Regions from separate parts of the Homo sapiens genome. Here region 1 is linked to region 2. Evidence: chromatin loops called from intact Hi-C (ENCODE). Cell type or tissue: heart right ventricle. All regions are shown on one strand. Links, peaks and the distances in the headings refer to the core of each region. The heading gives the core; the rest is flanking DNA.

The links. Peaks named below come from ENCODE experiments on the same cell type or tissue, not always from the same donor. Only the 100,000 strongest peaks of a DNase experiment are listed, where the experiment ranks them.
Region 1: it touches region 2 in a loop (9-fold over the local background); 7 of 110 quality-filtered maps call a loop at or near these places.

Annotation. Positions count from the first base shown.
Region 1 is chr4:70,504,077-70,507,001 of GRCh38, forward strand. No RefSeq gene overlaps it. Among named protein-coding and RNA genes, the nearest start is that of AMTN, 13 kb to the right of the region's middle. In heart right ventricle, for the core only: a CTCF peak has its summit at 1,266 (motif pointing left); no DNase peak of the experiment used is centred there.
Region 2 is chr4:69,876,226-69,879,150 of GRCh38, forward strand. No RefSeq gene overlaps it. Among named protein-coding and RNA genes, the nearest start is that of SULT1E1, 18 kb to the left of the region's middle. In heart right ventricle, for the core only: no CTCF peak of the experiment used is centred there; no DNase peak of the experiment used is centred there.

The DNA.
Region 1 (2,925 bases), core at 191-2,690, 630 kb after region 2:
ACCTGGGAGGCAGAGGTTGCAGTGAGCCAAGATTGCACCACTGCACTCCAGCGTGGGTGACAGAGCAAGACTCCATCTCAAAATAGATAAATAAATAAAATATTAATTAATGTAAAATAAAAATAAAATCTTCTAAAAGAATTCACTTAAGCCTCAAATGCAGCATATCTACACTCACAAAAAAAGTACATTTCAAGGGATAACGTGCTTTGTGTTTCCTAAAAGGTATTCCACAGAAGAGTAGTTGCATGAAAATAAATTCTCCAATCAAATAAGTTTGAAGTATCTTAGACAAAACCCATTCATTGATGGTAGGACCTGTGAGAGCCTTGAACATGCCAAGAAGCAATGTGAATCTCCAAGAAGCTTTGCAATATGCAGCCTCTCCCAAACTTATTTGACTATAAACACCTTTTTGGAGGGACCATTAATGGCTAAAAAAGGAAAGATATTACAGTCAATTCAATGCACACTTTCCATAAACTAGCACTCTGACTGGGCACCTGAGCTACATTCCTCACCCACAAGGAGGCTTGGTTCTATATGGAAACATTGAAAAGTCAAATTAAGCAGGCTGTTCTTGTGGCTCTGGGCTTTCAAAGCAAAGAGCAATTTATGATTTAAAGTTCCTAAACAAATCAGGAATCCTAAAATATGCTTGAGTAATCTCCCCTGATTTTTTTTTTTTTTTTTTTGGTAAATTTTCTGGTTTAAACTTTTTGGAGTCAACTCTGTTCACTACCCAGATTCATAGGAATGGAGGTCCTAGAGAAAAGTTAAAGGAGATGGCAGTGCCACACTCGGAAAGAAAATGAGCCACGCCAAACTCCCCTCTCTCCTTCACTAGGTCATATGGAGTGAGTGGCTAAACAGTGCCTGGACATAGCAAGACTCAGTAAATATACAGTTGAATTAACGGATCCAAACATCACATTTACCATAAAGAGTACCTTCTAAATAGGTCTCCTATCGATTTTTTCTTCTTGTTTACACTTCCATTCAGTTAAAAATAAATAGCATAAATTTATAATCAAGGAGTTCCAGAAAATTTGATTTGAAGTAAGTCAGAAACTGTTACAGAATATTGATTAAAAAGATGATCACCTTGCAGCTTCAGCATCTTTTTAATTTGCAAACATGCCTACCACTATTGGATTTTTTCACTTTTTATAGAGAATTCCCATTTTTGGCGAAGACAGATATGACTTCAGAAAAACCACCTCGCCAGTCCCACGGCGTGGCCTTGACAGAGGCACCCTCTGGTGGTGGCCTCGCTGAAGTGCAGACACTGTTCTTGACTGGTGTTTGGTTTACTTGGGTTTGTTTCCTGGCTTGCTTGCTTTATTATTTTATTTGTTTATTTTGTTTGAGAAGCACCGAGTCTCCTTAAAAGGCACAATCTTTAAAAATCTAAACATGTGGAGTTTAAAAGCAACAGCAAACATCACACTGCATCACATCTTCTTAAATTGCTGTGACTCAGGATTACTGCAATCTCATTTTTTTACTAACTGTATTACTAATATATAATAGCACATACAGAGAATACAGAATAATACAGACATGCTAAAAACAGAACAACATTGTCGTCAGCAAAAGACTTAAACAAAATAATAATACATTATGCACACAATTTCTGATGATCAACTACCTTAGAAGTGAAGCTCACTCTTTTAGGCTATAAGCAGCAGGTCACATATCCTTAATCTTCCAAGGCAAACCTGTCAACCCTAGGAACTACCTGAGAGTAAATAGTACTTTACCTTGGCCAGGGACTATGGAAAACAAGGAACAGTAAGTAGCATCCTTACATAATTTCTGTGGACAAATACAACAACTTTGTCAGATAACTTCCAAAATAGTACTTAAAGAACACTTGAATGTTTTACCTATCTTCTCCACTTTATATCAGTGATGAGCATATATTAGCAATAGTACTCATCATTGCTAGTTCGATTTTATTTCTCCATTGAATTATACATGTAGAAGTATACATGTAGAATTATACATATATACTGAATTATATATATATATACACACACACACACACACACACATATATACATATATTTGCTGGCTACAGTTTGAGCCTTGGAAGGAGTAACATTCCATTTAGGGAAAGAACTGCTTCTTTATTTAACTGCTTTTGATTATGCAAAGATAGAATTGATGGGCTATCTGAATATTGCGATATGAGAAAACAAAGGGCAAAATAGCTGTACATATTATGTCAGAAACATTATAATTTCCAGCTAGTAGCATGAATGATAGAGAGAGGGTGGGGATCTCAAGTCAGGTTATATAAGCTGCTCCCAGCCCCATCTGAACTGTGTACATTCTCTAGTGAATTGTTGAGCTCCAGAAATACAGGATTCCCAGGAACAACTGACTGGTGGTGCTAACTGTTCTTAACCCACACGTGCTAAGAAAACGCAACTGTAATCAAGAACTGGAGAACCAAGAAGCTATAAAGGAAGGATGGAGAAAAGCCCTTCATCTTTTGTGAAGAAGTAACCTTTTGTTGCTTAAAGCCACCAACAAAGTGACCTAGTGAACATGTCCTTCCCACAGACACTACTCTACTGTCAGCTTAGCTTTGGGTCTCAGTTCTTAAACAGAAAATTAATATTAAGTATCCACTAGGAGCCAAGCATGGTGCTAAGTGTTCATAGACATACAAACTGTCAACTCTATAAGGTGAAGATGAAAATGCCAATTTATAGATGAAAAACTTAAAGGTTAGCAACGTTCCTTAATTTGCCTGTGACTTTCCAGTCAGTAAATAACAAAGTCGGAAGTGAAGTGTAAACAGGTCTAATTCTAATTACAGTGCTGTTTCCACCACACCAAATGCCTCATTCATTCATTCGATAAATATTTTTCAAGAATTTTCAACCATTATGTGCCAGGCACCAAGACAGTAGT
Region 2 (2,925 bases), core at 252-2,751:
AAGGAGAAAATTTTAACCACAGTTTAGTTAAAAACATTTTTTTCCCACTGGTCAATGAGGTTAAACACTTAGCTAATTATTTACTAGGCAAAGGATGGGAATGTGGAGGGTCTGTTTCTGCCCTTGTCATAGGTAAAGGGAGCCACGCATGAGTCATATCTATGGCTATGGGCAAGGGTATATCTTTGCAGTGATACATCTTCTGGAACACAAAAGGGTGAAGAGATTTACTTAACTTTCACTGTTTTCCAGGAGCACAGGGCTCAGATAAAGTTTACATTATCAGTAATGCTGCAAAATTGTGAATATGCTGAGATGAGAAATCAAATGTTAATCATCTGTTCTCCTGGAAGTTCAAGGTGCCTTCCATAGACTACTGAAAAATACAGGGTAGTAATGAGGACAGACATGATGGCGAGTCTGCCTTGTCTGCTTGTCATGAATTAAGCAAGGCAGGGTAATTATTTCAACTACATTTTTAATATAAAAGATAACAACACTTATCTTCTTTCATTAAATGGAACAGGCAAAATATGAAAATATTAGTAAGCATGCTTTGTAAACTGCAAACCATCACACGTGTTATTTTAGTATGTGCAAAATGAACACTTGCTAAACAAATGAGTGAGCACAGAGGTGTGAGGGGACAAGAAGAGCTCCATGTCCTCTCTTTGCTCCTTGGTTAGGACATACTGCTTCCTCTACCCCATGCTTGCCTCTGTATCTTGCTCAAGTAGGAAAGAACAAGTCAAGCATAACTTGCCAGAGATAATAACTTTGAATTATCTTCTGTCCAGGACTTATTAAAAGCCTGGTTGTAATAAGCAATATTTATGGAGAGTGGTTTGAAGGGAGTAAATTTCATCTGTTCCTCCAGATATTTAAGATGTTATCCTGGGTTAAAGCCAGGCCATCAAAGAGCTATAGAATTAGACTGAACTGTTTTGTCTCCTCATAGAGTAACTTTTACTGAGCCTAGCCTTCAGGGAAGAGTACAGTGAAAGGGTTTAGAGCTCTGATTCTAGACTTAGGGCACACTTGAAGTTGAATCTTAGTTCTGTCACTTAATCGTTGTGACCTTAAGCAATTTATTTAACCTCCTTGAGCACTATCTGTAGATGCAGTTCATATAACTTCCTCATAGATTTTCTGAAAGGCTATGTGAAATTATATATTCAAAAATGTTATCACAACTCCTGTAGATAATAAACTTCTTTCGGGGTTTCTTTCCAGCTAAAAAAGTGATGTTCTGAACGTTACAGACTTAGAAACTCAACAGTCAAGTTTGTAAGAGTGACCCTTTCTTTTTGACCACAGATGACCAAGAAGGAAGTAGACATTCTCTCAATTAAGGCTATCAGATTGGGAATGAGAAATCTGTATCTAGACGTTCAAGTTCAAGATCCTTTTGGGTTGGTCTCTTGAATATGCAAGTCAATGCATTTGGCACCAGAGAAGCCAAATTTTATTTGCAATGTGAATTAAGGAGAAGAGGGAGACAGAGAGAAAAGAGGACTGGATTTGAGAAAAATAGGTTTCTGACAACTTTTCACAAGGGTTTGCAGTTCTTTTCTAAAGCTGCACTTTTGGATCCAAGAACAGCATCAAGGGGAAACTATATGACTAATTTTAGAAGCTATATATTTCTATTACATAAACTTTAATTATTCATCCTTTTCATTTTTAGAATAAAAAGTTTCAAATTGTATCACAATAAAATTAAATGTAAAAGAGAATCCAGGTACCATGGCCCACGCCTCTAGTCCCAGATGCTTGGAAGGCTGAGGCAGGAAGATTGCTTGAACCCAGAAATTCTGGACTATAGTGTGCAGTGATTGTGTATGCAAATAGCCACTACACTCCAGCCTGGGCAACATAGCAAAACTTGTCACTCAAAAAATAAATGTATAAAATGATATACTATAAAGAATCTCCCCATCCTTGTTTTCTATCTATCTGCTCATTCTCATTTTTCACCCCCATTAGATAACCACTATTATTAGGGTTTGTATAACCTTCCTAATATTTTTTAAATGCTTAGTTCCACATAGTTTTTATACAAATAATGCCTGTTTTGTACCTTGCTCTTTAAATATAACAGGTGTTTCTATAGCAACACATATAAAACTTTCTCTCTCTCTTTTTTTTTTCTTTTTCTGAGACAGGATCTCTGACTTTGTTACCCAGGCTGGAATGCAGTGGTGCAATCACTGCTCACTCCATCCTCGACCTTCCAGCTCAAGCTGTCCTCCCACCTTAGCCTCTCATGTAGCTGAGACCACAGGCATGCATCACCACATCTGGCCAATTTTTAAATTTGCAGTAGAGATGAGGTCTCACTAATCAAAGGGGGTGGTCTTAACTCCTGCGATCAAGCAATCCTCCTGTCTGAGCTTCCCAAAGTGCTGGGATTACAGGCATCAGCCACTGTACCCAGCTGTGTTTCCTTATTTCTGAAAGGATTTCTACTGTGATGTATTTACTGGACTTTACTGACTATATTATTTCCTATCTTTTATTAACATAAGCAATGCTGATACTAATAATCTTATAAATGTATTATTCTGCATGTTTGCAAGTGTATCTGTAAGGCAATTTCCCATAATTAGAATTGTTCGCTCAAAATATTTATTAGTTGTAATTTTTCTAGATATTCATGAATTGTCTTTTATAGGAGTTGTAATAAAGTGTTATTATTGTTTAATTTTTTTGACAATTTGTTAGAAAAATGTTACCTAGCATAGTTTTAACTAACATTTATTTTACTGTGAGTGAGGTTGAACAGGTATTCATGTGTTTAAAAGCCATCTGCCTTTCTTTTTCTCTACATTTTTTTTACATTCTTTTTCAGATTTCTCTTTAGTTGTTGTCTTTTCCTGATTGATTTTTTGGAGCTATGTTATGTACTAGAAGCATTACTCCTTA